Regions from separate parts of the Mus musculus genome. Here region 2 is linked to region 1. Evidence: chromatin loops called from intact Hi-C (ENCODE). Cell type or tissue: gastrocnemius. All regions are shown on one strand. Each heading gives the region's core, and the rest is flanking DNA. Links, peaks and the distances in the headings are about the cores only. Region 1 holds the start of Hps1 (HPS1, biogenesis of lysosomal organelles complex 3 subunit 1). Region 2 has its middle 43 kb from the start of Gm25216.

Region 1 (15,157 bases), core at 7,158-15,157:
GAGCTATTTGTCTTTTCAAAGTTTGCTGTGGATGCAGTCCCCTTTCTATGAGCTGAAAATGTCTAGTTACACAGAAAGAATAAAAAGAACCAGGAGATGTGAGTGAGGTCACACGTGTCCACATTGCCACCACCGGCTTTCTTGTTACTGCTACAGTGCAAACATCTATTATGTATCAAATATGAAACTCATTCTTAAACTTGAAACATTGGAGCTATCGGTTTGTCTTTGTCATTTCAGAATAATTCTAAACAAGTTGCGTGTCAGTTCTCTTACCTCAGCATGCAAGTATATGATAATGAATCCCCTCTTTCCCCTGCTGTAGGTCAGTGCAGCTCAATGGCCAGCCCTTAGTGATGGTGGACGACGGGACCCTTCCAGAACTGAAGCCCCGCCCGCTGCGGGCCGGCCGGACATTGGTCATCCCTCCAGTCACCATGGGCTTTTATGTGGTCAAGAATGTCAATGCTTTGGCCTGCCGTTATCGATAAGTCACCCTCTGTTCCTGAGCTACTGGTGGGCCTGCTGGACTGCTCTCTGCTCTTCCACACACGTAGCGTCCTTATTCCTCAGACACCTTCTTTAGCAACCAGCCTCTACTCCCATGCTGCTGGGAGCAACATAGACTCTCCAAAGGGAGTCTAACCGTCATAGTGTGAGCTTAGTCTAGGTAGGTGGCATCTGTCCGTAAGGAAAAGGTAGACATCCTCTGGTGTGTCTGTTTACGCATGGACAGCTGACAGCAAGCTTCCAGAGCAGTGTTTGCAAACCAGCTGCCTGCGGTCCTGACCACACAGCAATGTAACTAACTGTAAAGCCCAGGCCCTAGCCTATGGCTGCTGCCATCAGCAGAGGATGGGGGAGGAAGAGATGGGGGTGCAACTCTAATCCTCTTGTAACTCCTCCTTTGTCTGTTTCCTGCTGCTGCCTCGGGTTTCCTGACACCTCTCTTCCCATAGGGAGCTAATGGGTGAGTCAGCTCTGGCCTGCTGGGTGAGCTGTTTATATAATTTCCTGGCTGATGTATGAGTGCGTGCATCTGGGTTTCTGACAGTGGCATCCATCACTGCTGGTCCTCTGGGAACGGGTGCTTCGCAAGTAGAATGACAGTCATACTCTAAAGTTCTATTCCTCTGGGGATCTAGATTCCCTCCAGCTCAGAATGGGGGTCAGGTAACAATATTCACTGAGTGGAGAGCAATGTATTAGGCTCCACAAGAAGAAATCATCATTCTTTATGCTGCTGGGAGGGAGGGAGTTGTAGTACAAAGAAAAAGCACACGGAAACATCAAACCCAAGTGTGCGCGAGCACACACACACACACACACACACACACACACCAATCCAACAAAGCAATTTAGACCTTGCCCTCAAACTGAAAGGATTTCAAAGACTCAAAACAGTAAGAAGGCCTTAGTTGTCTGGTTGACCAAAAACCATTTAGAAGAAGAAAGTATCAATGAAGTCACTGCAGACAGTCGAACTTTTCTGTCTCTTCCCAAGTAGCCGAGTCTTAGTGCATTTTAGGGAGAAAGCTTGAAGGTGACCAGTTCCACCCTACCCCAGGTGGGTGTGCTTACGCATGGTGCAAAGTCTTCTGTTGGCTCTATTAAGGAAGGATGGGAAACTGGTCTGATAGCAAAACAGATGAATGCTATGTGGAGGGCTTCTGAGTTGGGCAGGCAGGAGAGGGACTTAAAGCCCACGCCTGGGACCTTTATTTGGCAACAGGGTATGGGAGTCTTTGGAAGCAAGTTGCAGTCACACGGACTTTCTGTGGACATGGCTGACCTCAGGAAAAAAACAACGTGAATGATGCTGCCTTCAAGGAGAAAGAGGACCCTTGACTCTCCTGGGTACCAGATAAGTCAGGGACACTGTTTTGGTGTGAATAGACAGGCCTGGGGGAGCAGCAGAGGTGTGCCTAAGATGCCTGAAGAATAAGGGCTTAGTCCTGTTTGCAAAGTGAGAGACAAGAGGAAGGTTAGACCGCAAGGTGCCCAAGACTTTCAGCTTGGAGAGCTGGGGATTTGGTAGAGGGGAGCCACCCATCTGATTCTCCCTATAAGGAAGACAGTGGGATTGGACTTTGGGGTGCTTATTTTCAGTACAGAATGAGCATCACACAGCAGATACACTAGGGCATGCAAGGGCAGAGGACTGAAGACAGGCTGGACCCAGCAGCATCTGGAAGGGTGGCCCATGAGACTGCTCACCCAGAGAGGCTCCCAGGGAGCTTCCCTTCTCAGGCACCTTCCATGGAAGCCCAGCATAGCACTGGAGGTCGGAGGGGAGGGAGGAAGGGAAGGAGGGAAGAAGGAAGAGAAAAGACAAACAGGTGGACCAAAGTCAGGAAGAATGTGGGAGGATGGGAAAGGAGACAGATGGGTTGTTGTTTTTTGGGTTTTTTTGTTATTTGTTTTTTGGGTTTTTTTTGTTTTTTTTTTTCCTTGAACATGTATCAGAATCTCTTCTAAGTACTTGTCTGGGGGCAGCTGCAGGGCCGCTGATAACAGCAAGGTGATCAGAGGCCCTTAATGCCAGGCCCCAGGCTAGTTTGCTTTACATATATAGAAGCCGCATAATAAAGTTACTGTTGTTATCCCAAGCACTTGTGAGGCATGGGACGGTCGCTAGGCTGCCCAGCATCACACAGTGAAATGGGTTGGTTTGAAGAATCATCCAGAACCTACTTAGTCACCAAGCACAGCGGCTTTTCCTGTCACCGACTTGCCCCTCACCTGGTGGACTGCTTGTTCGGTATAGCCAAGACTTCCAGAGCCCCACCCAAACACATTTTCTGTAAATAGGCGTTAATTCTTCACTAAGCCTCCCAGAATGTAGGTCATTTTTTGCCGCCTTTGTCTTTTTTCTGTGAATTAAATGCTGCACCCAAGAGGTGGAAGTTCTGTTTGTTTTTGAGCTAACAAAGGGGGAGGAGGGAAGCAATGAGATTTGTCTTCAGAGCCCCGCAGCTCTGTCTTCACAACTATCTCCAGGAAGACCTGCTTGCATTTCTCAGAGGGCACCGAGACACTCACCGGAACATCACAACTGTGCAGCAACTTTGTCACGGGGCTTCTGTCTTGATGCCCTGGGAGAGAGGTGGGAGGAACAGTGATGCTGCTCTTTCTGGGGACTCTACCCAAAGACAGTCTGCAGTAAACAGCGAGGCAGCTGGGGAGAGTAAAGCAGTCCTCCCCCAGCGGCCTCTCTGGGTCAGTTTTCCTTCATCAAGCCAGATACAGCAGAGATCATGAGAGACTTAAGAGCCCTTCATTTTAAACCAAAGAATGGGCTTGTGGATATGCGCACTGAAAGAGTAATCACTCGTAATGAGAAGTCTGTGCCTTTTGTTGAGCTGCTTTTCCGCTCCCCTTGCCTCTAGGAATGATTTTCTTTCTCATTTCTTATCACAAAGCCTCAGAATAAATTCTCTTTGTTATTGGGAGAGAAAGTCCCCATTTTTCTAATGCGCTTCGGAAAGCTGCCTCTGTGGGATATTAGCATTATCTCTGGCTGGAGAAAGGCTTGAAAATATCAGACTCAAGCAACTGTGAGACTAAAGACCTGGGGCTCCCAAAACCAGGATTCCTCCTGCAGTCTTCTCTCTCCTGGGCTCCTTCTGTAGTTCTGCCCTTCCCGGGGAATCCTGTAAGCCCCCAGAGGGCGTGGGCTCAAAGCCCTGTACTCTCATGTAGGATAAAGATAATTCTGCCTGAAGGTCCTCCACCCACTTCCAGCACCAAGGGTGAACGCTGGGGTGCTGGGGTGTTAACCCCTGAGCATCTGCAGCCAGCATATTCTGGGCCAGACCAGCATCTTCCAGTGTGCTCCACATGGGTGTCCAGCATGCACAAAGGACTCTGAGGCTGCGCCTTGCAAATCCATGCAGAGTGCCTTCTCTTCCAAAAACAAAAGGTCAACGCTTAATTTTTGCAGAAGGAAAGGCAAACCAGGTAGATTCCCATAATGGTCATAGCAGAAGCAACAGAAAGACTTCACTGTTTTGAGGTGCAAGCAGAGCTACCCAGCATGATAGTGATGTGCCCAAGAAGGCCAGGAAGGAAGAGCTCTCCCTGCAGTCCCAGCACTACTGCACCCTGCTGGTGGCTCCTCCCTTCTGTCAGCCACTGTCCCCAAGAGGGAGCCCAAGGAAATCTGCTCTTCTGAGACAGAGTACGGGTTCAATTTTAGAATTGTCTGTGCTCATTTCTCAGCCTCCAGCCCCTGAAAAGAAGAGACTGAGAAGTATCCCAGACAGAGGCAATGCCAAGATGAGCTATCCTAGTATAAGGCCCAAGCAGCTGGAACTTTTAGAGTGAAGGACCGCCATCTCTTTGTGGGGATGTCCTCCTTCTCATCAGTAGTTAGACTCCACTGTCACCAGGAGGAGGGAGACAACAGCCTCCCCCCACCCCATTTCCTCAGCTCTGTTGCCCACCAATAGCTTTCTCAACCCCTGTGCCCATCCCATGTCTCACCCGCTTGCCTGACCTGCCAGGAGAGTGTTGACCTCAGGTTTAAAGCAGCCCAGGAGCAGCTCTGATGGAAGTGAGGAAGATGGAAGTGAGGCAGCAGTGAGGAAGACAAGCCTCTGCAGTCCAGGCTCACCATGACACGCAGTGACCTTCCTGGTCTGCTTCTCTGGGTTTCTCTGTAGGACAGGCTAAGAGCCATTCCCACTTATCTCCAGCCCCCCAACCCCCACCTTTGATGGTGATGGTTGATATGTTCTGCATCATTTGGAGGTAAATGGCAGAGCCAGCCAGCACTTCTGTAGGCACCATGTCCCTCCCTCCCTCCCCCACCCAGGTATGGAAGTCTCTTCATCTGCCCACACTGAACTGTAAAGGGGATAGCAGCACCCCAGGGGTGATACCACATGCAAAACTCCAGAGCAGCCCCTGTGAGAGCTGGGAGCATTTGGGAGGAGCTGAGAAGTTTCCATTTGACTGGCTCATTAATTCCTACCATGGCCCCCCGCTAGCCTGCTGCAGGAAAGGAGTCCTTCTGACAACCCAAGTCAGGAACGTTACTCTTCTAATTATTATTCAGGAAAACACCCTAGGTCCAACTTGTAAATGTTATGTAATAAATTATCATTTCAGAAGAAATAGAAAGAAGCCTTGACTTTATTCATCTGGCAGCCAGTGAGATGAGTACAGGAGACCTTTCAGGGAAGGCTGTGTCTACAGGGATTCTAACAGGCGTTAAAGGCATCCAGAACACACAGGAGACTGAGGCTTTTGCAAACCTGGCGATTGCAGGGAGTTCGAGTCCATGAGGTAGTTCTTTACTTTAAGGTAATGTTTTGTAAGAAATAAAATATGACTACTTTAACTTTCCGTGGTCAGGGTGTTTTGTTGGGGGGGGGGGGGGGAGGCAACAGTTTTCCACACCACTCCTGGACCTAAGTCTGAGCACTGAGACTTGAACACTAACACACACCTAACACACACCTAACACACACCTAACACACACCTAACACACACCTAACACACACCTAACACACACCAGGTCCTTTGATTTCATGACGCTGTCTTCCTGCTCTCAACAAGCCTTGCCTCAGACAACTGAAGTAGAAATTGTCTCTCATAATTCAAGTTAGATATCCTGGGCATCTTGGTTACGGAAGCTGGGGTTATTAATATTACATATTATATATTAATATTACATATTATATTACATATCAGTCGGTGGGGATGTGAAAGGGGCAAAGGCTGTGTCCCACACAAGTCACTCCTGTCTAGACTGACGGGGATCCACTGCCTTCCTCAGCACCTTCTTTCAGGGCTGCTATGGGTACCAGAGGGGCTGACTAACAAAGGAGAGAGAGCATGTGGGATCAAGTGAGAATAGTGAGGGCCCTGGCCTGCACCCCAATAAAATCCCTTCCACTCGGTCCACAGACCCATCTAGAACTGGGCTCTAGAAAATGAAGCCCTTGCCTGGTGTATTAGTCAGGGTTCTCTAGAGTCACAGAACTTATGGATAGTCTCTAGATAGTAAAGGAATTTATTGATGACTTACAGTCGGCAGCCCAATTCCCAACAATGATTCAGTCGCAGCTGTGAATGGAAGTCCAAGGATCTAGCAGTTACTCAGTCTCACGCAGCAAGCAGGCGAAGGAGCAAGAGCAAGAGCTAGACTTCCTTCTTCCAATGTCCTTATATTGTCTCCAGCAGAAGGTGTAGCCCAGATTAAAGGTGTGTTCCACCACACCTTTAATCCCAGATGAAAGGCGTAGCCCAGATTAAAGGTGTGTTCCTTAAACTCGGAGATTCAATCTTCTGGAATCCATAGCCACTATGGCTCAAGATCTTCAAACCAAGATCCAGATAAGGATCTCCAAGCCTCCAGATAAGGGTCACTGGTGAGCCTTCCAATTCCGGATTGTAGTTCATTCCAAATATTGTCAAGTTGACAACCAGGAATAGCCACTACACCTGGGAAGCAATGGATGGCATGAGACCCCATCACGGGTTTGCTATTGGATGATGATTACGGTTTCTATGGTGATTCCAAAGTCTACAGAGCCTGTTACACAGTGCCCTACCCGAGCTTTCTCCTTCACCTGCCCCACTCCTCAAGTCCTGACAATCAAGTTCTTGGCTCATTTTAATCAAAGAACAACCTGAATTAGTCCATTCCTAGTGAACTAGTGAACATTAATAGTACTAGATACTGCGTCCTCTACTGGACATGTGAAGAACAATTTGAAAACCCAGATAGTGTGTGACTTTTCCTGTCTTGCGTGTGCCCGACTCAACCATCAAGAACGACGCTGCAACAGGATCCTTCTGCACACGTTTATTGGGAGAGCTTGATTGCAGAGGCGAAGAGACCCTGAGCCCAGAACTGGTGCTGCTTATATAGGCCTAGGAGAGGCGTGTCTCACACCCAGATTGGTTATGCACTATGCCTCATTTGTATGTTCCTCATCTGATTGACTACTCTCTCTCAGTACCTCACAGAACCTCATTAACATACCTCATTTGCATGTCTCACATCTGATTGGTTATATTCTCAGTAACTCATTAACATGCCCGCGCCAGGCAGTGACTTGACAAAAAGCTTTACTGCGTATGTACACATTGGTTGTTTGTCCAAACTTATGCGTGGTGGCCAGCAGTAGCCAGCGCCACTCTGCAACAGCACATGTGGCTTCCCACATTCCTGGAAGGATGTGTGCAAAGTCTACTCCGCCAAGACAGGGCATCAACGATAGACCAGAAAAAAAAAAAATGACTCCCTCAAGGTCTAGCTTAATGACTGAACACATTCACTGAGGTGACTTCCAGGAGCACGGGCTACTCAAGAGCAGCTGCACCACACAATACCCAACCCAGCATAGAGGACAAGTCATGAAAGCTGCCTCCCTGGCTCCACCAGAGTCTCCTCTCCCTAGCTTTCATGACCGTGGGGAGGGACCACGAGAATCCTATAATCTACTGAGTCTCCAAGGCTTTTCTCGTGAGCCCGAGCCTCAGAGGCTCCTCCTCCCACCAAAAGAGAAAGTTTCCGTTCAGAGGAATGAGTTACAGAGCAAACTGCAAGGTGGGCAGTTGGGCCACTGAAGGTGCAGAAGCTAAGCCACATCCACAGGCCACGGCAGCACTACCAGACCCATTTTGATCACTTCAGAAGAGAAATTGTCCAGACTCTCCGTCCCTCAGAGTCCTCATCTATAAAATGAGGACTTTAGGTTAGGTGTTCATGACTGGGCCGGGACAGGAGGTAACTCTAGAGTTTGCTGGCAGCTAGCCTGACCAAAAAGTAGTAAACTCCTCATGTACTCATGGGCCACACTTAAACATACACACACACACACACACACACACACACACAGAGACAGATCAAATAATGGTATTTTTAATATATATCTAACTTAAAACATATCTACAACATAAAGAAATCTTACAATCCAATAATAAGTCAATGGCTAAAAATAGATTAATAATAATAATAATAAAAGGGGTAGAAGATATGAATAAATGTTTATTTGAAAGCAAAAAAAATTTTAAAGCTACACAAATGAAGAGAAAAACCACATGAAGAGATGATCGGCGCCATTCTTTAGTCATCTGCAAGACACAAGTCACTAGCATCAGGTAACATGGACTAGATTAGTTATAAATTGTTCACGGGTAACAGTTATTCAGGCTTACAAACTGTTTGAAACAAGGGGGAAATGACCGACCGAAGTCAGGATAGTGTCGGCAGATTCAGGACTCCAGGAGACTGATGCTTGTGGCTGTACTGTGGAGCCTGGCTGAGCAGGGTGGTGGCGAAGGCGCAGGCGCAGGCGTTTGCGATGTTGTTTAATTGTACCTTAGGTAGCTAGAGTGGCCGCAGCACTGGCTCTTGGCCTCTGCCTAGTGGGTGCGGAGTGCTCATGCTGGGTCGTACACAAAGTTTCTCAGAAGCACCAAGGTACCCAATGAGGACCTGTGGTAGGCGCCCAACCTCTTCTGTGGACTCCATTGGCCTTCTTCACTCTTTCTGCCCCTCCAAATACACATAAAAATCTTGATAGTATGCAATCACTCGCAGGTTCAAGACAAAAGCCCTAATGTGTATGCAGCCCTCAGTCAGACTGGGAACCTTTGTAAATCAAGGAGCCCAAAGGTAGCTGGGCTCTTCTGCATGGTGTACTGGCTGGTTTTGTGTCAACTCGACACAGCTGGGGTTATCACAGAGAAAGGAGCTTCAGTTGAGGAAATGCCTCCATGAGATCCAGCTGTAAGGCATTTCCTCAATTAGTGATCAAGGGGGAAAAGCCCCTTGTGGGTGGGACCATCTCTGGGCTGGTGGTCTTGGGTTCTATAAGAGAGCAGGCTGAGCAAGCCAGTAAAGAACATCCCTCCATGGCTTCTGCATCAGCTCCTGCTTCCTGACCTGCTCGAGTTCCAGTCCTGACTTCCTTTGGTGATGAACAACAGTATGGAAGTGTAAGCCGAATAAACCCTTTCCTCCCCAAACTGCTTCTTGGTCATGATGTTTGTGCAGGAATAGAAACCCTGACTAAGACACACGGGTTCCGCCCCCTGGAGGTAAGTAAGGGAAAGCACCCACAAAAAGGGTACCTTTCACCTACAACTAGATTCGGCAAGAAAACGAAAGGCTGGGAAGGGCCAGGTGAAGGTGCAAGGAAACCTGGGTTCTGGTTCCATTTGTTCCTTCTTCAGCAAGGGGGTTCCCTCGGGGTTCTCAGTTGCCCCTTCTGTAAATCTGTGGGGAATCCCTTTAGCTAAATCAAGCAAAAGAGACTCTAGAAATGTCACCGGCTCAGCTGGTGCCTCTAAAGGCAGTGAGATACCTACTTATGCCAGGGTGAACGTGGCACGGCTCCCTAGCGGCGGGTGACCAGCAAGCACAGTAGCCTGAAGGGTGAGCAATGCCTGACGGGGCGGGGCTCGAACCCACAAAGCAGGCCCCGGTCATGTGGCTGAGTCACGTGTCCTACCCGGAAGCGCGCCGCAGGCTGGCTACACGCTGGGCGGTGCGAGCCGCGGATCCGGTACGTGGGCATCGTGGGTGACCAAGCGCAGTCCTGGGTCGCCCCTCGGTGGGCACCTCCGGCAAGCTCTCCCAGTTTGGAGAGGCCCGGGCACCCGGGGAAACCCGCATCAGTCTCATGCCTTTTGGAGCGGGCGTCACAAGCCAGGCCTTCGTCCCCGGGAGGAGAGGGGGAGGGTACGTCAGAATTTCTGGGTGTCGTTGAAAGAGTGCTAAGCAGCTATTGGGCGGAGCCACGCAGTGAGGCGGTGCTAAGCGGCGCAGGGAGAGACTCCCTCCTAGGCCAGCTGCTCCTGCTGGAGCATCACAGGCTATAGTCCCCACCCCTCGCACCCACCCCCCAACTGAGCTGTGTTAGGCGGGACAGAGGCCACGGGGACAGTTTGCTAGGGACAATGAGAGAACTGTGACCCGGGTGGTAAAAGTGGGTGCAGGGGATTTTTCTCAGAATCGCCCTTCTCTTCAAAGTTTCCTCCTTTTAGAGCAAAATATAAAGAGAACAAAGATCAGAAAATGAGGTTAGCCGCAACCGTAAAACCAGATACCCACCGAAAAGTATGCGGGTGCTTACCGGAAGTTACCATCAAGGCAAGCCCGAGAATGGTGCAGCCAGGCTCAGAGTTTCATTGCTTTCAAAATCCCCAGGATCAAACCTTCCTCCTCCGCCTTAGATTCTTCTTGCCTGTTATCAAAATGGGAGGATTCCAGAGGCAGCTTATTTCTCTTGTTATTTGAAGCCGGGAAATAAGAATAACACCTACCCACCGTTCTTGTCCTTAAGATGAGCCTACTGGGCTGAGGTTGCGACCTGGCTGGTAGGAACCCCGTAACCCGGTAGGAAGGTGCAACAGCGCTCTGTTCCCTGGCCTCCCAAGAGGAGTTTGAATCTCTGAGTTGAATGGGACCTTAGGAAAGCCCAACCAGAACCAAACCCGAATGCAGCTTTTCACTGGGACCTCCTGCCAGCTTGCGATGGGTTGTGTAGTAACCCATCCCTGCTCACCGCTCCCTGGGGCTGCTCAGGGTGGGATTGCTGACCCCACCTGTGTGTGAATGAGTGACCCAAATATAAACTGTCCAGTTGCAGAGGAGGTAGGAGCTAATGTGTCATCAACGCTTGCTCCACATAAAGGACACCTTCTAGCTTGTGGTCCTTAAAATGGGGGAACCTGTGACTTCTCAGCCCGTGTCCAGGTTGTCCACTCTCAGGAACAGGCGGCAGTGGAAACCAGACCCTCTGAATGCCTTCATGCCTTTTCTGCCTTAAGCATTTGCAGGCCCAAGGATGCTGTGCTGCTGTTGTCTGCTGACCTGGTCAGAGTATCTAGCTCCTCAGAAGCCCTGCTGTGTGCTTTGCCAAGGTAAACCATGCTCCTCTCCTGGAGGATGGAGGGTGGAGAGGTGGGCAGCACCCACTTGAAGAGCAGAATGAGAGGAGCGAACTGAACTGCCACATGCACCTCTTTGTACATTTCTTCCCCCTCCCCCTCTCCAGCCCTGCCCCCACCCCCCATGTCACTACTTCATTGGGGGAACCAAAGACAGGAACCCCAGAAGGACTGGGTGATGGCAGGCATGCAGACGAGGGTTCCGTGAGTGTCCATTGTTTTGAAGCCCATCTCCTTACCCAGGCTGAACTCACGGATGTGACCTTTGCCCTCGCTTTTCCCTGGAAGATGAAGTGCGTGTTGGTGGCCACCGAGGGCGCAGAGGTCCTCTTCTACTGGACAGATGAGGAGTTTGCTGAGAGCCTCCGGCTGAAGCTCCAGCAGTCAGAGGATGAGGAAGAGGAGGTAATTACAGAACAGGCCGTCCTGGTGGAGGTGGGGTTGGTAGAGGAGCCACAGAGCCACCCGAGGCCAGGAGGTCCCAGTGCCTCTTCCAGGCAGGCAGGAGGAGTCCGCAGGGCCTGTGCCTGGCCAACAGGGGGCAGCCTTTTGATGTCTTGAGTACTGTGATTTCCTATCTCACTGTCTGGGCCAGTGATTGGGGAAGGGGGTAAATTTTAGCCTCACAAGAGGGAGACTTGATGTCAGGTTCTCCATCTGAAAAGCTTGGCGTACCCATAATGATTAATTTTTAACAACTCTATTAAGTATAACTAGACCAACTGTTATCTGTTCACATTTAAATTATATAGTCCGATATATCTATATCTGTGATTCCATCATAGTCAGTGAACTGTCTGCCACCCCCAAAGGCTTTAACCCCTCTTTCACTTCTTTTCTCCCTAAGAGTCAGTGAGCCATTGCTGTCCGGTGAGTCTGTTATGTAGACCTATCTAGAACAATCATACACAGCAGTGTGGGTACATTTTGTGTTGTGGTTGGCTTGGGCTGGCTCTTTTACCTCAGCGTGACTCTTTGCCATGTCTTCATCTGTCCCAATTAGCGCCTATCAGTCAACCAGTTCTCTCATATCTATAGGCTGTAATCTGTTTCTTCGTTTCCTTCTTGGTGGACGTTTGACTTGGTTTTAGGTTTTGGTTACCATAGACATATGTTGGCTGTGAACATACACATCTTTGTGTGAGTTTGGACTCTGTGGGTGTTTGTTGTTGTTTTGTTTTGTGCGTATGGATGTTTTTCTTTCGTGGTTTGTTAATCCTGAGATTTGCAGGAGAAAAACCAGTCCCACCATTTTGAGCCGAATTTGAAGCAAGCTTTAATTAAATACTGACTGGGATGGGCTTTGGTCAGGACTGTCCCCTGGAGTTCCCAGCTGAGTGGCCCTAAGACACATGTTGCAGGGGCTTATAAGGAGAAACCCATACAGCCACCATATTTTCCCTTAGAGCGTAGTTATTTTCAGAGAACTTCAACTCCCAGCATTCCAGGAAGTTACCTGGTCCTGGGGTGGGTGGCCTTATAGGTTAACCTCAGGTCTTAACAGTGTATCTACATACCATGTGCATGCAATGCCCACTGAGGCCAGAAGGGGGCATTATATCACTTAGAATTGAAGTTACCAAAAATTGTGAGTTGTCATGTGGTTACTGGGACTAGAACCCAGATCCTCTGGGAGAACAGCAAATGTTTTTAACCACTGAGCCATCTCTCCAGTCCCTGTACTTCTTAAGAGACCCCCCAAACTCTCCACAGAAGAGGTATCCACCATTTTACGCCCCACCAGTCGCTTTCCAGTTCCTCGTTGATACTTAATATACATCCTTTTTTATTTTAGCCAGTTTAATAGATGTCAGCTAAAATCTCGAGTTGTATTTTTCATCCTTCAGTGACTAGTGACTCTGGGCGGCCTCTCGTGTGCTACTTTGCTGTATCTGTTCCCTATATTAGATCAGTTCTCTCAAGTGATCCTTATTGAATTTTTAGAGTTTCTTACACAGCTCAGACATGTCTTTTATTAGATCTCCGTTGCAAATATTTCCTCCCAGATTGCGGCTTGTCTGCGCATGCTCTTGAGGGTGCCTGCAGAGAGCACGCGTATATAGTTCTGATAGCGCAGTTTTCCAATTTGGCAATTACAGGTTGGGCTTTCGGCGACATAGCTAAGAAATCTCTGTCTAACCTAAAATTGCAAGGAGTTTTCCGCAGATCTTCTCCCGGAGTTGGTTTAGCTTGGGGTTTGGTTTGGTTGGGGAGTTTTGTTGTCTTCATTATTGTTGAGTTTTTGTTTACGTGCGTGCATGCACACCCGTGTGCACATGCCACAGCCCATGTGTGGCGGTCAGAGGACGCCTTGCTTTTCCTTCTGCTGTCATGGGGATCACACTGAGACCGTGAGCCTTGGCAGCAGGCATCTTTAGTTACCGAGCCACCTCCAGCCCCTATTGCTATTCAAACAAGATTTTACTAGGTAGCTCAGGCCAGCCTCTAACTTGCAATCCTCCTGCCTCCACCTCCCAAGTACTGGAATTACAGGCACACACCTCCATGCCAGATTTAGGTTTAGATTTCATATTGAACCTAATGAGCCTTTACCTTGAATGTAGTGTAGCGTATGGCCGGAAGCTATTCTGTATGTGGACATCCAGTGTATTTAGTATCGCTCAGAAATGGCTGCCGTCTTCTCTTAGATAACTCCCATTGTGCATTTCACAGGAATCATTTATTTTTTTAATAGCATTTTTCCAGGGTTAATTTTGGGTTAAACTTTTTTTTTAAGATGTATTCATTCATTCATTCATTCATTTAATGCATATGGGTACACAGTAGCTGTCTTCAGACACACCAGAAGAGGGCATCAGATCCTATTACAGATGGTTGTGAGCTACAATGTGGTTGCTGGGAATTGAACTCAGGACCTCTAGAAAAGCAGTCAGTGCTCTTAACCACTGAGCCATCTCTCCAGCCCGGGTTAAACTTTTTTATTAGAACTGCAGTGATCAAAACATTCTTGCATTTCCTGGTACACACAAATCTAGCTGCTCCCCCAGAGCCAAGAATAAGGCAGGTGCCTGGCTGGACTCACTCCCCTCCCCATGTCCACATCACCATCAGCATCACCATCAGCATCAGCATCAGCATCAACATCAGTATAGTGATGCCCTTGTCCGTTGTTAAGAGGAAACAAGACTGACTCAGGGGGTTGTGGATATTCAGGTGATTTTCTAAAGTAAAAACCAGGCCGTCTCTTTAGCTCTTTCATCTTTAAAAACCAGCACATCTAATCTTTAAGAACCTATAAGAAATATTTCAGTTCTTTTGTCTAATTAAAACCTGGTACAGGGCCAGGCAGTGGTGGTGCACGCCTTTAATCCCAGCACTTGGGAGGCATCGGCAGGTGGATTTCTGAGTTTGAGGCTAGCCTGGTCTACAGAGTGAGTTCCAGGACAGCCAGGGCTACACAGAGAAACCTTGTCTTAAAAAACTAGACAAAAAAAAAAAAACTTGGTACAGGAATAAAATCCTGTGTTTTCAGTTCCTAAATAGCTAGCATAAGGAGCGAAGTCCCCGAGTTCTGATGTGTGCATGTCACACTTAGTTTCCGCTGAGTAACAGGAGTTCTTGTGGGGAACCTGAGAACACACAGTAGTTTGTAAGAACCTCATAATGCCACCACCTAGTGCTATTAGCTCTTGAACAAATCTGCTTTGGGGCTTTACCTTTTACATGATGGGGTTAGACCACATTTATGTTTCATTTCTAGATTTTTTTTTCATTTCATTATATCAAATCATTTTTGCATTTTGTTAAATGAACACAAAGGTGTAGTTCCTAATGGTACCATTATGTCCAAACATTTGAATAAATGTATTTGCATTGAATGATTTCTGTATACATAGATAGCTATGTATGTGTATTTATATACATATATGTGTGCATGCACACACAAACATATATCCTAGTTAGCTGTCATTGGGAATATTTATTTGTGCTTGAATTTCATCCTTTTGCCCAATTATTTGATATAATTATTTATAGAAATAAAAATGAGTTGAAAGCCATTCAAAATCATTTCAGCACTTTATCATTTTACCAATTGATATATAAGAATATTTCTTTATTTGTATTGAAAAAATTAGTCACAAAAGATTCTCAATTGAAAAAGTTACTGCTTTTATTTCACTGTAGGGTAAGTCACTGCACTTAGTCTAGAGTTTTTAAAATGACTTTCAATATAATATATGACAGTTAAAGAAAACAATAGAATATTTTAAAGGAAATAATAGAA
Region 2 (15,813 bases), core at 4,812-12,811, 120 kb after region 1:
CAGAGGTTCAGTCCATTATCACCCAGGCAGGAGAATGGCAGTGTCCAGGCAGACTTGGGGAGGAGTTGAGAGTTCTACCTCTTGTTCCAAAAGCAGATAGACGACTAACTTCCAGGCAGCATGGATGAGGGTCTTAAAGCCCACGCCCACAATGACACACCTACTCCAACAAGGCTACACCTCCTAATAGTGCCACTCCCTGGGCCAAGCATATGCAAACCATCACACCAGGGGATGAAGTCTGGCCTCACTAGACTTTTTTGTGTGGGTGCTAGGCATCCAAATTCAGATTCTCCTGTTTGCACAATGGGCACTTTATCAACTGAGCCATCCTTCTAGCTTCCCAGACACTTTCTGAAAAATTCGAATAACCTGCATTCATCAGATGCACACGCAGTTACACCCTACAAGGAGGATGGATTCACGACAAATGGGCTTTTTTTTTCAAACATTCTGCTTGCTTCTGTGTTCAGTGATCTCACCCTTCATTATAGATCAGTGGTTCTCAAACTTGTCCATGTGGCTGAGCACCTGGAAGTTATGGGGCTTTTTGCGGAACACCATGAAATACTGATATATTTAATTCCATTATATGAGCCAGGAAGAATTTTACTAGCAAAAAATATGACTATGTTAATGCGTGCAATATAATATCACGACCACAAACACACATGTCGTAGGAAAGAGAAGCTGCCGGCAGAGCCTGGCTGCGAGTGAGCCTGCTTAGCACGCTTTTGCAGCTTGACGGTTTGGGCTGTTGCAGTCTAAGGCTGCCTGTGTGTACCAGCGCGTAGGGGAAAGCATGGATCAGGGGTGAGATGACTGAGAGGAGGAACCCAGACCTTGGCGATTCAGAAAGCCCTTCCAGCTTCAGGCACTGCTCTCTGTTTTCAGAGTGCCTCATGGTCTTGGGAAGTTCCTCCAGAGTCACCAAGGCAGCCCTAAAACTTGTATCTTCTGGGGACATAGATTAAAGTACCCAGCTCCAGTGTGAGCTGGCTGCTGACCCTCCGCTGTGTGTTCCCATCCATCCTTAAGTCACCTGTGAAAGTCTGTTCTCGAAATCATAACCGGAAGGATGAGGAAGGGCTGAAGGGAAGGGCTACCCACGCCCGGGCTTACCTAATCACTCAGGGGAGTCTCTTTGGCCTGTGCTCTGGCTGCACGAGGACAGAGATGAAACTCTCTGGACTCTTGTCCTTCTGTCTGTCCCACAGCAGCCCACTCTGGACCCACTGCCACCAGAGACCTCTCTACTCAGGAGCTATGCCATCTTCCTGGGATCAGCGCCTGGTCCCAGGTTTTCAGACTTGGGTCTGCATTTGATTTCTAGGGTTGCCATACTAAGCCACCCCCAAACTCAGGGATTCAAAACCACAGAAATGTATGCACGCATCATTCTGCTGGCCAGAGGTCCCAAACACCACAATCGTGCGTGTGAGCCTCCTCCACGGGAGACGAGCCTTCCTCCTCTTGGCTTCCTGCAGCTCTGTGCACTCCCTGGCTTCAAGAGCAAAAACCCACCAAGCTCCTCTTCCTCTTGTGGTCTTCTCTCCTCTCCACCGTAATGATTTGGAGCCCAATCACACCTTCGAGACCCCCTTTTCAAATAGGGCCACATTCATGGTTTCCTGGGGTTACAGTGTGGACAGAGCTTTTGGGATTCTACCATTCAATCTACTATCCCAGCAAGACAAGACCGCCCGAGTGATCTCAGCCTCCCTCTGCAGGGAACTAGCTCGGCTCTAGCCCTCCTCTTCCTCGCTCTGATTCCCCACCATTGTCTCAGCTCAGCATTGCTGCCGGGTCCAGATCCTGACTGGACTCTATAAGTAGTACCCCAAGAATATCCCCAACAGCCAACAGCCCTGAGTCACCTCCAGCTTTAGCCCCATCTCCCCCACGTCCAACACACTCTTCTTCCCAGAAGGGTGGTGGCTTTCTTGACACGCCATGATTTGCTCCAGGATGATATTTCAGTTATTAAAAATATCATGGAAACACAGCTCCCGGAGATGAACTTTGAGGTACGAAGTTGACAGTCTAGAGCTAAAAATCAAATCATTTGTTTTTCTATAACGAGAGTGAGGAGGTAAGAAAAGCACGGGTTTAACTGAGGTTGAGAGTGGCTGAAGCCACCGGAGCCTACGATAAAGTCGGAGATGCTTGAGAATTGGGGCCCGCCGCAGGGGAGTGACCCCCTCCCTATCTACACGGCTGGCTGAGAACTCCCTGGAGGAATTCTAGGCTGGGAGGGAGGATCCCCAGCATGCCCCAAGTAATCCTTTTCTGTCTCATTGCTTCTAAAATGCTTATCACCTGCCAGCGTGCAATCGCTTTACGGAGTGGCTTGTCACCACGCCATTAAACTTGCTCCTATATATTTCTTTGGCCATTTGGCTTTCCCATCTCACCGGTGGGCTTCTGTCTGTGCTGAGCTGTGAAGCTGTCTTGGCTGCTCCCTCCACCCCAGAAGCTTTGCCCCCAAACGTTTAGAAGACGAGAACAGGCAAAGTGACATAGACACCCAATCTGGGCACCAGCACCCCCCTGGGCCAGTGCAGAAGGAGCACTTGAAGCTGGCCTCAGCCTCAGGATGAAGTGCAGGACTGACCTCAAGACACTTCAGAGAGAGCAAGGAGGCAGGAATTCTAACCTCACTGCTCTGAGCAATGCCGCCTCACTTCCTGGCCCAAGTCATCAGGAAATTATCTACTTCCTTTTAATGTCTGGGCCCCACCAGACAGTGAGCTCCCAAGGACAGAGGTAATAATAGCACTGACAGCCACCACTTGTTCAGCTCTTACACAGGCGTGCACTATTCTAAGTCCCCAGTGTCTTTAACTTCACGGAGGCCTCCTTATAGCTCAGAAACTGTGCTGCCACCAGCTTCCCTGGGGAGGGAAGGACACTGACGCCCGGAAGTTTCGTAACTGGCTTCCGATGGAGATAAAAACTCAAGTTCAGTCCAATGAAAGCCAAATTCCTCTGTGCCAATCACAGTGTGAGACACACTGCAGGTGCAATGCGCCCAAGGAACCAGTAGATAAATGGGTGCCTTTTCCCTACCACCCATCAGCACACTCCCCCTTGTGGTTTGAATGTGGAATCTCCCCCACAGTCTCATGTGTTTGAACACCTGGTTTCCTGCAAGCTCTGCTGTTTTGGAAGATGGTGGAAACACTTCAGGTGGAGTCTTGATAGAGGAAGTATTAGGGGCTGCCGTGAGCCTTACATTTTTGATAGCCTTGCCCTCACTTCCTGTCAGCTGCTTCCTGGCGGGTGGTGTAATGGGACCAGCTGCCTTCCCCACCGCACTGGGTCTGTATCCTTACAACTGTGAGCCAAAGTAATTTCTTTCTCCCTTAGGTTGCCTCTTGACAGGTTTTTGGTCAGAGTAACACAAAAAGTTAAATATTTCCTCTTCTTACACCTTGCCCTTGGGCCTGGATGCAGAGGAAAAGGTAGATATAGAACTCGGCTTCCCATAGTATGAGTAGGGAGGGCTTATTGCTTCTTCTACAGCGGTGGTTCTCAACCTGTGGGTCTCAGTCCCCTCAGGATCAATGGACTGTTTCACGGGGGTCACCTAAGACCACCAGAAAACATAGATATTTACGTTGCAATTCGTCACGGTAGTAAAATTACAGTTATGAAGTAGCAACAGAAATAATTTTATGGTTGGGGGGGGTCACCACAACACGAGGAACCATATTAAAGGGCCACATCTTCCATCTTCAGCCCTCTGAGACCTAAAATACAGCATAATGTACATCAGGTATGTCCAGAGCCAGCCACTGTGAGTTTAGGCCTCACCTCTGATGCTTGTCAGTATATAACGTCATACATTCTTCTCTGTACCTCAGTTTCCTAACTATGAAATGAGATATTTGGTTGTTCCCCTCATAGCTTCTGGGAGGACAAAGTGAGTTCGATAATTGTCCTTTCCAAGCCTCTGTGCCCCTACTCTATGATACCCCAAGCGAGGGGACAGCGGCCTCCAAGCCAGAGAGAGAAGGCCACTTCTCCTCCCCACATCTTTCTCTGGAGCACCTGGCAGAAAAGATCCTAAGGAGAAACTGGGAGACCCTAGCGCGCCAACAGGCCCTCGGAGGGAGGCCATTTCTGAAGCAGAGATGAAGTGACTGGGGCCGGGCCTCTGTAGATCAGACCTAAGCAGAGATGCCAGCTCCACCCCAGAAATCCTGGAAGCCAGTTCCACCTCTCTGGGGCTCAGTTTCCCAACATAACATGAGGAGCACCCTTGGACTCCCCCCTCATGGCGTTACTGGGACATTTAAATGCATGTGACTCAGGACAGACTAGAAACAGTGACTACTTGGTAAGGTATGCAGAGATTCCCACAGATTCTTGATGACCCAATCTGAAGGCTAAGCTCAGGGGGGGGGGGGGCATGTCTCACAGAAGAGCTGGTGGCTCAGAAAGCCTGGTGACAGGCCTGAAGCCAGTCCAGGACCATGGGACATCAAAGAACACTGCCAGGCTATTTTCCAACCTAGAAACAAATGTCACCACGCCCATGTAGGCATTTCCGTCTTACCACAGCACTGGCAAGCTAAGTGGCCTCCAAGCACTGACTCTGCTGGGTAAACAGCCCTGGCTACGTGTCACTTTGGAGAAGAGCTATGGCCACGAGGTCCAGGCTTGGAAGCTGGGTCCTGTCAACAGATTCCCCTCTTCAGCCCGCACATGGATGTTCGGACAAAGTCTGGCTCTTGGCAGGGTGAGCTCAGCACAGAGGCAAGCAGAGTCCTGTGCACCACGCTGCCAAGCCGGCCCAGAGGCAAAGGGCCCGAATCTGTTGTTTTCCAGTGTGTTCCTCTGATTACAATTCAGGCTGCATCAGTCTCCTGCTGGAACCCGCTCCTGCATGTGTTCCGAAAGCCACGCGGCACTCACGTGCCTGAACACTTGTTTGCTGACCCGAGGGATCCCTCTAGCTCAAAGGCTGAGAGGTTTGAGTAATCCCCCAATTTGGAAGGACACCCGTTTTAAGCTAGATCCTAGCTGGAGCTAACATCTTTTCTGACCAAGAGAGCAAAGAGAAGCTTCTGTAGTCCTCGCAGCAGAGCCCCATGGTCTGTTGAACAAAGAAAGGGGCGTGTCCTTCGGCTTTGACAGCCCAGGCCCCCACCGTGGAGCTGCCTGCAGGCCGATGGGGCTCCCCTAGACTATTCCAAAGATGTTTGCAAACATTCCCCAGGGGCAAGAGGGCAGTAGAGGAGGGACCATTGCAAAATTCAGAAAAGTCTGGACTGAAAAAAGTTGAGCCAGTATTCTTCTTAGAACCTTTAAAAATAATGTCAGTGAGCTCTAAGAGAAGTTTCTGGAAGCCCTGCCTCTCAGTTATGCTTGACAACTTCTACCTCAGTAGTGTGAGGTTGCCAGGACTACCTACTGGCCTTCCCCACCCCACACATACATGGCTCTAAGAAGGTATCGATAAAAACTCGTCGAACTTTATTTAATGCTAAAATTCCTTTCATGGATATTTGTCGGCAGCTTAGAAGAACTTTATCCTTGACATTCAAGAAGCACATTTTAATGTCCCCAAGGGTCCCTCATGTCTAGGGACAGTTTCTACCTTTGGCTCAATTAATTGTGGCTTAAATTCCAGCCCAAGCTGTCACTGGCTTCATTTTTGTTTTGCTTTGTTTCATTTATTATTGACGTGGGCACAGGGATGCACTCCCATAGCACACATGTGGAGGCCTCGGGGCAGCTGGGAGAGTCTGCCTTTTCTCCTATTACCTTTATCTGGGTTGCAGGGATCCAAGGTAGCCAGCCAGCCTTGCACAGAAAGCACCCATGCTGAGCCGTGTTGCTGGCTCCTGAGAAATGTTCCCTGTGATCTTCATACTAACAGGTCAGAGAAAAGCCACCAGTCACACTCAGCCCAAGACCTTGGTTCTCCTTCCTGGATGTGTGGCCCTGGACACATCCCAGACTCTGTGCCTCCTCTGGATCCTGGATTCTGTTATCTGCTAGGCTCACATGGAGGATTTAAGGAGGGAGCGTGTTAGACACACAGTAGGGGCTTGTTAGACACACAGTAGGGGCTTCCTCAGCATCAATCCCTTTCCTTGATACATTGTTACGCTTCTGAAACACTGGGCAAGTAACAGAGACAAGTTGAACCTAAAAGCCTGGAGAATGTAGAAAATAAAAGAAACTAGAAAGCTTTACCAACCTATCATTGTGAACGCCAAGGAAGATTCCAGAACATTGGCTCCATTGGCTGGAGGTAAGCATCTCCTACAGTGCTGGCCCAGTGTAGAGAGGCCTCTCCTTAAGGTGTTTGCACTGAGTCAAAACCACAGCGTGTCTCTTACTTACCCTGAGGTTTCAGCAAATAACTCCCAGTCCTCATACCTAAGTCCCGCTCTGGTCTCAGCACGAGGCTCTGACTGCAGACCAAGGCTCTGGCTGGCAAAAACGGGTGGATGCTGGAGGAATCCGATGAAGAAGACCTGTATCAGCCACCTGATAGATGTGGGATTTGGGCCTCAGTTTCCTTGTCTGTGAAATGAGACATTCTTGAGAATGTCAGACAGAGCAAGGGAACTGCAGAAGGTGGCAGAGCTCTACAGATCACTTACCAGCCTGCCATTCAGAGAGAGCTGACAGTGTCATTTCTTGGCAGAAGCCCAGGGATGTGCCTGAACATCTGATATGTCACGTTGACTCCTTGTGGGAGGGGCTCATATTTTCAGAGTCTGCAGCTTGACTGCCTGTGACGGGCAGAGTGAATGAAGCACTGCTTTCTGTGTGGAGTTGCTGTTGCTCCTACAGCTGTGCTCAACCTGGGAGCACAAAAGGCAAAGGGAGGGAGGGCTTGGGAAGGGTCTGCAAGAGCCCGCAGCTGAGCCCTGCCCCAGATCTGCAGTCTTCAGCCACGACTTAGAATACAGGGAACCAATCTGGCTTGCTCAAACCGGTTGCCCCATGTATTTAGAAACACAACTCATTTTGCTCTCCGAAGTGCCTCAGTTTGAATAGTAGTTCACTTGTGTGTCTCTTCTATGCACCCCACCCAGAGGGAGACACAAACCTGAACAAGAGCTGACAGGGACCTAGGAGCACCTAGCAGGCCCTTCTTGCACTGTGGGCAGCATGATTCTGGCAAGGAGTGTGTGACCTTGGGCCCTACATCCATCATTCCCAGGCCCCGGGAGGTGATCAGTAAGAGAGGTTATGGGACAGATCCTGGAGCCTCTCTGGATCCTGATACACTGCCTGCCTTGTTGAGGATTGGCCAGTGGTCCTCTCCTATTGCATGACATGAAGCAGGCACAAAGAGCCACTACACACAAAATGGAGGGTGTATGTCACCAACAGATCATGTGAAAGGGGTACATGCTGGCCAAGAAAACCTGGGAGATTTAGATAAGAAGTCTACCAGTTAGATGCCAGGCACCAGGTAAGCTCTCACAGCAACCCCACAGGGCCTTGGTCACTCTACATAATAAAGTTTTTCTCTAATTCTGCTCATTCAGTCTTAGCATCCCTCAAGGGATAGCTAGAACGTGACCACCTACCTGGAGATTCGGCTCATTTCTAGTCCAGTCCTATGACCAGGGTACGGTCCCTCTCCTTTGAACCGAAATGGCCTCCATTGAGCGTGCTCTGTGTGTGAGCCTGACACCAGGTGCTATACATCATTCCTGTCTTCACACAGCCCTGTGAGTTGTGTAACAGCCTCACTTTGTAATGAAGGATGGATGCTAAGACCCAGAGACCTCACTTGGAAAGAAAGAGTGACCAAGAGAGGCAGAGAAAGAAAAGAGAGCAGCTTTCAAGGTCAAGTTACTATTTTGAAATGAAGGTGAGCCAGGAAATTGTCATGGAAGGAGAGGAGGAACCATTTAGACTTTCTGGTCAATACTGGCTGACCCTGTGCTCTGTGTCTGGTCCTGGTGGAGTGAATTTCAGGCATCTTCATTTTGTCACCAGAAAAGAGTCGGTCAGAGACAAGGAGTGATCTCTTCAAAGTCGTACAGCTCAGAAACTGCGGAGCTGGGATGGGAAGTGGAGCCCAGATTGCCAGTGTAGGGCTCTTCAGGCACTACATGGCTTTCTTCATATCTGTGTGTCAGACACACAGCGGGGAGCATGGCTGGGAGCACAGCTCTAGGGAAGCCTCCACTGGGAGACTCCCATGGTCATTTCCTCAGAGATGTGCTCCTCTAGCAAAGCGACAGTGGACAGAGGCAGAGACAGAGTCAGGCCCATCCTGAGTCCTGGACGGTGGCAACGGTGCCTCTCCATCCCTGTGCTTATAACAAACACCTGCCCAGGACAACTGCTTCCTAAGCCTCCAGAGTATTCCAGAGCAGGAGCTGGTCAGGACCCCAAATTGCCCCATGTGCTGGGTAATTCTGAAATTAGCCCTTCCAGTCTAGGTCCACTTCATCTCCCCTACACAGCAACTTACTCATTCAGTTTTACCTGTGAGGGCCTACTGCATACAGAAATTGATCCAGTCCTAGACATGGTAGGGCCCTATTTCTGCCCCAACTCAGAGAACAGAGCTAATATGCTCTTCCAGAAAATGAGGGATTGTGGTCAGGAAGATAAAGATGCCCAGGAAACCCCCCTTCAAAGATAAGAAAGGGGACAGAAAGTCTGTGCACCCCAAACCATTCTCAGAGGGGGGCACCTAACTATGTGCACCTCCTGTGTTTAAAGTACAAAATGGTGTTTCATGTAAATTCTTTCCCAACATACCCGCTGTCCCGGAGAAATGATGATCAATGAAGCTGTGAGAGAGGCAAACACAGAGTTGTTGTGAAACGGCATTTGGACGGCCATATACCGGCTGAGAACCTCCAACGCATCTAATGAGTGATGCGCAGTTACTGCATCAGCTCAAAGATGCCACCGCTGCAGAATAGGACTAAACCCCCATACAAGAAAGCCAAAGACAGAATTCTGGCAGTACCATGACTGCTGCTGAGGAGTCTAGAGGTGGGCAATGGGACTTGAGATGACTTTAAAACCGCCTGCCATGTTTCTGGCATCCATGAGATGTGGGTGGATCCATGATTAGAAAGAGTGCTCCCTCTGGGCCAGCCCTTCAGAGAAATGGAGCAGAGATATGGGGACCGGAGCCCAGAAGCTGAAACAGAGCATGAAGAAGGGAGCAAAAGGTTAAACAATGTTTGAGAAGGAAAAAAAGAGCTGAGTTTCTGAGCAGGGGACTGGTTTGAGGGACTGTCTTTGTTCCCGAATGGAGAGAGAATCCAAGGGTGGCCAACTAGGTGGTCTCTGGGGAAGGAGCCCCCTGGCTCAGGGTAGAATCAAGCCTTCTGTCTCTCTCCCAGGGCCCTAGACACACCAAGTTCAGGACCAAGCCCACTTCCCTAGGCTGCTGCACCTTCAGGCCTGGGGAAAGGCTCTGATCAGAGGCTGATTCCAGGGTGGCCATAAGAGGGCAGGAGAGTGCTGGTAATGGGCCAGCTGAAGCAGCTTGCCAAGGGCTGGGCTGAGAGGTGAGAAGGGGAGGGAAGAGAGGAAGAGGATGGAATACCACACTGATGGACAGATCCCAAAAGAACTGACCTGTTCATGGGACTCCCAGCTGATCCACCTCCTGAAAGCGTGAGATTTAGTTCACTGACTGGTGGGCAAATCTGGGTTCAGTGGTGAACATACAAAAGGAGAGAGGCAGTAATGTGTCCCCAAAGCACCAGTGATACCTGCCCAGATACACGGGGCTTCCTGGGCCTCTCTGCTGCTGCTGCCCAACAGCTCTCTGCCCATCTGTTTCCTGTCCATCACTTTCCCAAGTCACTTGAGAATCCTTACCCCACCCAAATAAGAATGGACTCCAGGTACAGGCAGCCCTACTAGGAACTCCCACAGCCCCAGCTCGACCTTAAGAAATCAAAGCAAGCTACATCCCCAGGATGAAGCAAGTCTGGAGACCAAGAGAGGTGTGTCACGGGTACACACACACACACACACACACACACACACACACACACACACTCATACACTCAAGGACAGACCCAAAGTGCTAGAGGACTCCCCCTTCAAACTTTTCAGACCCTAGCACAGTTGAGACACAGCTGAGATTTTCTCACCATGGTCAATGGATGCTGTGTTTATGACCTGGTGTAACCTGGGGACCACTAGCTTCTTGTGAGTGGCATCCCCATAACCCTCAGCCCTTTCCTCATCTTCTTCATGGATGCAATTGGCCCTGGCTCACCCTCCCAACAGAGAGCTGGGATGGTAGAGAGACAAGAACCAATTAAAAATGCCCACGCACCTTTTGAATACATCTTTAGAGAAGCAATGGGCTCCCCAGGGGCTGCCCCTTGGCCCTCTGGGTAAGATTCTCTGCTCAGTTACAGGTCAGCCCCTCAGTCTGAGAACCATGTGGTACCCTTCTGAGACTCAGCTTCTGCAAGAGGAGAAGTCCTCAAAGCAGACAGTTTACCTCTAGAAGCATCTGCTCCATCTGTAAAATGGCCTCACTGAGCTGCTTTTAAGCCCAAGTGCTCAGTGCTGGGCTTAGTCTCCTTTCTAGACAGTGGGGTTGGGCAGCCCTACCCCAGTGGAACAAATACAAGAAAACAAGAGCAGCAACTGTCTCCTGGACCAGTTTTCCCACTCCCACAGTCTCCATCTTGAGGAATACCAGAGGCCACCCAGCCCGGAAGCTTCGACTCCTATTCTGTCTTCTGCCGCTGCATCACAAAGACCTGCTTGTTCGCTGGTGGAGATGAATCCCACACTGTCCAGCTTTCTCTGACTGCACATGCACATGGGGTCCTCCACCCTGTCTCCAGCTCCTGCCCTGAAGGCTGCAGCTGTCCGCCAGCTTCAGCTGAGGATTTAGTGAGTCCAGCTCTTCTGAGGCGTGACTGGGCAGGTCCTTCAAAATCCTATCTGTCCCATGACCCCGTGGTGGGAGGCTGCCCACCACCTTGTTATGTGTGTGTTTCTCTATCCAACTCCATCTTGAACATGGCCACTCTTCACAGGGGGGCTGGGGAGGTGGGTATTAGAACTGATTGAGACCCCAGGGACCTGCCTCCACCCCATGGAGATTTCTAGCTAAGCCTTGACAAAGATGGATGGTTAGCAAGTTGGCTAAGCTTCTGGGGGCGGGGGGCAAGAAGAGTCTGAGCCAGGTCCTTCACTTCAGCTAGATGCTACCCTGTGGGTCCATTCTCTATGACAGAGCTGGTGAGTGTATTTTCAGGACAGAGGGATTTGACTTCACAAAAGCCCTGAAGTGGGCTTCAACCCTTAGCGGAGTCTTTGATCCCTCTGAGTCAGTCTCAAAGGTCCTGCCCAGCCAGATGGATCTCAGCCTCTCTCCCTTGTTGTCACCTTGCAGATATTTATAGCCTTTTCATGTCCACTAGAGAGCGTAATGGGCTTTTTAGGCTAAACCAATTAAACTCTCTCCCGTAAGTCATGTCTCCTGCATGGCTTCGGTCGCCCTTCCCTGAACTTGTTCCATCTTCATTATCTCTGCTCCTTGTGGCAGGGAGGGCCTGGGAGTTCACATGCTGGCTAAGGGACGTCTGCCTTCCTTTCCAGCTGCCTGGTCCTTCTGACCATCAGAGCTCCCCCACCCCCTCACACCCCAACCCTGGGTTGTATAGACATAACCTAAGCCTGGGAAATGCAATTGACTAACCCAGGAAGCAGAATATACTCAAAAAGGGCTGATTGGTTTTTCCTCCTTTTGAAAATTATTTAGCTTTTTACCCCTCCAATATTATGCAAATAAGATTATGCCCTGCCAGCACACAGTCAAGTGTTTATAAAATACCCTAGGCTGGAGACAGGAAGCTGCAACCCACAAAGATAATCATATCTCAAATGTGTACCAGGCTCTGGTGGGCTACTGGGGACATTTCCCCACAGTGTGCTTGCACTCTGCAAGGGGCCCCATGCTTCAAGGCCATGACAATGGTTTCCATCTCTTTTGAAGTCAGGAGCGAAGAGGTTACCGCTTCAGACAAAAAGACATGCAGGTACAGGAGTGTGCAGCTGGCATCCCTACATACTTGCCCACGGTTGTGTGGAAGACCTGGTCAAGCTGGCAGTGAGACTCCTTGGTCTCTTGCCCACTGGCTCACGGCTCAGCTGAAGGAGAAACACCCGTGGATTTCACCAGCATGCAGTGTTAAAGTCTTCCTGCACTTAGTCATACTCAGTTTAATTTACATCTACTATGGACCATTGGCTTAAGACAAGAAACATAAGGAACACTGGCGCCGGATACAATATCAGGTTCACGAGGAACATAAAACACAGAATAATTCTAGATTTTTCCCCAGCACTCCATAACCCAGTGCTAAAAAGGGAAAATACAGAGGCAATTAGAGCCAATTTAGCTTTTTTGTTGTTGTTTATTAGGGATAAAGATGAGCTAGCCCCTAATGTTTTTAAGCCGTGCCGGCAAATGGCAGTTTCAAGCGTTTCTTTTAATCTCAACATTCAATAGAAGAAAATGCTTTACATTTTAAAAAAAGATGAGGTAATTTTTCAGAACACAAAACTTTCAATAGCTTTAAATCAGGTTTTGGAAGCAGAGTTCGTTTTTTTTTTTTAATGCTGTAACTTATAATTACAATCTGCATTTTAAAATACTTTTGTTCCTCAAATAAAACATATCAAATTAGATTTGTCAACAAATCACCTCTTTTCATAATTAACTTAGAGTAAAGTAAACAACATTTATCATACACTTAATGAGGAAAATGCCCAAATTCCTCTTCATACATTATAAATATAAGAAAGGATGAAAATAAACTTTATAATATACTTTTTAATAACACTCTGATATAAAATAAAATTATTGTATTAAAAACACTTTATATACAAAATTATTTTTAATTCATTAGCATTTCTTTAAAGCTTCCTGGCTTTAATCATTATAGGTCCCAGGGCATATTTACATTCTTTGGGGCCCCCTGCTTAGCTGAGGCTCAGTAGCCAACCTGGCCTAAAAGTTGCCAGTGAAAGTTCCTAGACTCTTGATAGTTCCTATTGTAACTCTGACAGTGCTCTGGCTAGTTGTGTGTCAATTTGCCACAAGCTAGAGTCATTTGAAAGGATGAATGCTCAATAGAGAGGATGCCTCTATAACATCTGACTGTAGGGCATGTCTTAATTAGTGATTGATGGGGGAGGACCTGGACCATTGTGAGTTGTGCCATCTCTGGGCTGGTGACCCTGGGTCCTATAAGAAAGCAGTCTGAGCAAGCCAAGATGAGCAAGTTGGTGGGCAGCACTCCTCTATAACCTCTGCATCAGCTCCTCCCTCCAGGTGCCTGTCCTGCTTGAGTTCCTATCCTGGCTTTCTTCAGTGATGGACTCTGAGGTGGAAGTGTAAGCCAAATGAGCCCTCTCCTCCCCAACTTGCTTTTGATTATGGTGTTACACCATAGCAATAGAAACCCTGACTAGGATAGACAGTGGTTGGCAACACTTGAAATGATAGCTATGCCATCCACTCATCTCTGTGAGCTGCTGCGGTGAGCACAGCTTTCTTGCTGACCTGTAATGGCCATGTTCATAGAGCAAGAAAGGAAACGATAGCTTTAAGCCACCGAGATTTGAGAGCTGTTTGTCACTGTGTCCTAACCAACGCTGTCCTGACTGATACAGTTCCAAAGCAGAATAACACATCAAGTTATCAGTTTACATCTAGGAATGGATCATCTCTTAACAGGGATAATGGGACGGGTTCTGAACCATTTGAGTTCTGAACCAGCCACTTACTGAGTGGCTGAGACAAGTCGCTTTACCTCTCTGAACTGGGTGGGCTTCCTACGTTTAAAAAAGATTTGTTTTATTTGTGTGTGTGTGTGTGTGTATACTCTTGTGCATGCATGTATATATGCATGCACCAATGTTCATGTGCATGTGCATGCACACGTGTGTGTGTGTGTGTGTGTGTGTGTGTGTGCAAACAAGGGTAGATGACCAAGGAGTCCAGAAGAGGGCATCAGAAGTCCTGGAGCTGGAGCTAAAGGCAGTTGTGATCGCCTTGATTTTGATGCTAAAAACCAAAATCTGGTCCTCTGCAAGAGCAACAAAAGCTCTTAACTGCTGTGCCATCCTTGTAGCCCTGCTTCATCTTTAAAACCACTATGCACATATACGCTCACTTTGACTCAATAATAGAATCATAAATAGTGGTGTGGTTTATGTGTAGACACTTTAAATAGAAGCAATTATAAGATCCTGGTAAACTTCTATCATTTCAAACTTCCCAGCATCTTTTTCCGTGTCTCTCTTTTAGCAACCCATTCTCTCCTTTCTACATATGTGTTACATGTGCCTCAGACAAAGGATAGTAACCAAGGGGTTGTTAGTCGGTCCCTTCCTACTCACAGGGGCTGGTCAAAGGTCTGGAGTGACCAAAACAGTGCCACCAGACAGTCTAGCTGAGGACAGTTCATGGGTAGTAGCCAGTGATGCAGGAAGCCTGGGTCTGGCAGTGCTCATAGGCCACTATGCACAGCAAAGTCTTCAGAGAAAGAGAATAGCATTTCAACAGAACAAGAAGAGCCTGAATGTGGGGTGATGGGGGAAGAAGAGGAGAAGGGGGAGACAAGAAGGGAATGATAGGGGAGAAGGGAGGAGGGGAGGAAGGTAAGATGGAAGGAGGGGAGGGCGGGAGGACGGGAGAACAGGAGGAGGGAAGGGGGAATTTCCTTGCCCAGCCCTTGAATGCTTCTCACCTCCTGAGCTGCTGGAGCCACCTTTTCATCCTCACTAGTTAAGCAGATTCAGTTGGAGTTTCTTTCATTTGCAAGGACATCTAGATGAGTCCAGACATGCTCAGAAATTCCACGGACACAGGAGCCCTGCCCTGACGTGACTGAAGCATCTCAGAAAGACAGGAGAAGCTGCAGCTTGCAGAGGGACCGACCATGCCTGGCCAGCTGAGGCAGGAGGTAGGTGGGAAGGCTCCTGGGGATGCAGCTGTTGAAGTAAAGCCATGAAGAAGGAGAACTCATCTTCAGCTGATGTCCATGTTTATTTTACCTTGTTGTCTTAGTCAGGGTTTCTATTCCTGCACAAACCTCAGGACCAAGAAACAAGTTGGGGAGGAAAGGGTTTATTCGGCTTACACTTCCATACTGCTGTTCATCACCAAGGAAGCCAGGACTGGAACTCAAGCAGGTCAGGAAGCAGGAGCTGATGCAGAGGCCATGGAGGGATGTTCTTTACTGGCTTGCCTCACCTGGCTTGCTCAGCCTGCTCTCTTATAGAACTAAGACTACCAGCCCTGAGATGGTCCCACCCACAAGGGGCCTTTCCCCCTTGATCACTAATTGAGAAAATGCCTTACAGTTGGATCTCATGGAGGCATTTCCTCAACTGAAGCTCCTTTCTCTGTGATAACTCCAGCTGTGTCAAGTTGACACAAAGCTAGCCAGTACAATTGACCCCTTGTCAACTTGACACACAAACACATCACTAGTAAGCCTCAACCCTTACAATCTTATTCATCCCCATTCTAAATAACTTTAAAAGTCCCACAGTCTTTACATATGCTTAAAATTTCAATCTCTTTAAAATATCCATCTCTTTTAAAATCCAAAGTCTTTTTACAATTAAAAGTCTCTTAACTGTGGGCTCCACTAAAACAGTTTCTTCCTTCAAGAGGGAAAATATCAGGGCACAGTCACAATCAAAAGCAAAAGTCAATCTCTAACCGTCCAATGTCTGGGATCCAACTCACGATCTTCTGGGCTCCTCCAAGGGCTTGGGTCACTTCTCCAGCCAGGCCCTTTGTAGCACATGTGTCATCCT

The links. Hi-C counts contacts between places; a loop is a spot of excess contacts. Peaks named below come from ENCODE experiments on the same cell type or tissue, not always from the same donor. Only the 100,000 strongest peaks of a DNase experiment are listed, where the experiment ranks them.
Region 2: it touches region 1 in a loop (3-fold over the local background); 6 of 42 quality-filtered maps call a loop at or near these places.

What each region holds. Positions count from the first base shown.
Region 1 is chr19:42,774,281-42,789,437 of GRCm38, reverse strand. It overlaps Hps1 (HPS1, biogenesis of lysosomal organelles complex 3 subunit 1), which reads left to right and starts at 9,460. Exons shown (of 20, transcript NM_019424.3): 1 at 9,460-9,524; 2 at 10,792-10,884; 3 at 11,155-11,316. The coding sequence starts at 11,200. It overlaps Gm16244 (a long non-coding RNA gene), which reads right to left and starts at 10,406. Exons shown (of 2, transcript XR_386720.3): 1 at 10,095-10,406; 2 at 7,864-9,998. It overlaps Hpse2 (heparanase 2), which reads left to right. Exons shown (of 12, transcript NM_001081257.2): 12 at 326-843. The coding sequence ends at 491. In gastrocnemius, for the core only: CTCF peaks have their summits at 11,445 (motif pointing right) and 12,460 (motif pointing right); DNase peaks (open chromatin) are centred at 9,486, 9,704, 11,426 and 12,457; H3K4me3 peaks cover 1,219 bases; H3K27ac peaks cover 1,517 bases.
Region 2 is chr19:42,648,879-42,664,691 of GRCm38, reverse strand. No RefSeq gene overlaps it. Among named protein-coding and RNA genes, the nearest start is that of Gm25216, 43 kb to the left of the region's middle. In gastrocnemius, for the core only: CTCF peaks have their summits at 9,450 (motif pointing right) and 11,406; DNase peaks (open chromatin) are centred at 6,663, 9,465, 10,899 and 12,084; H3K27ac peaks cover 1,655 bases.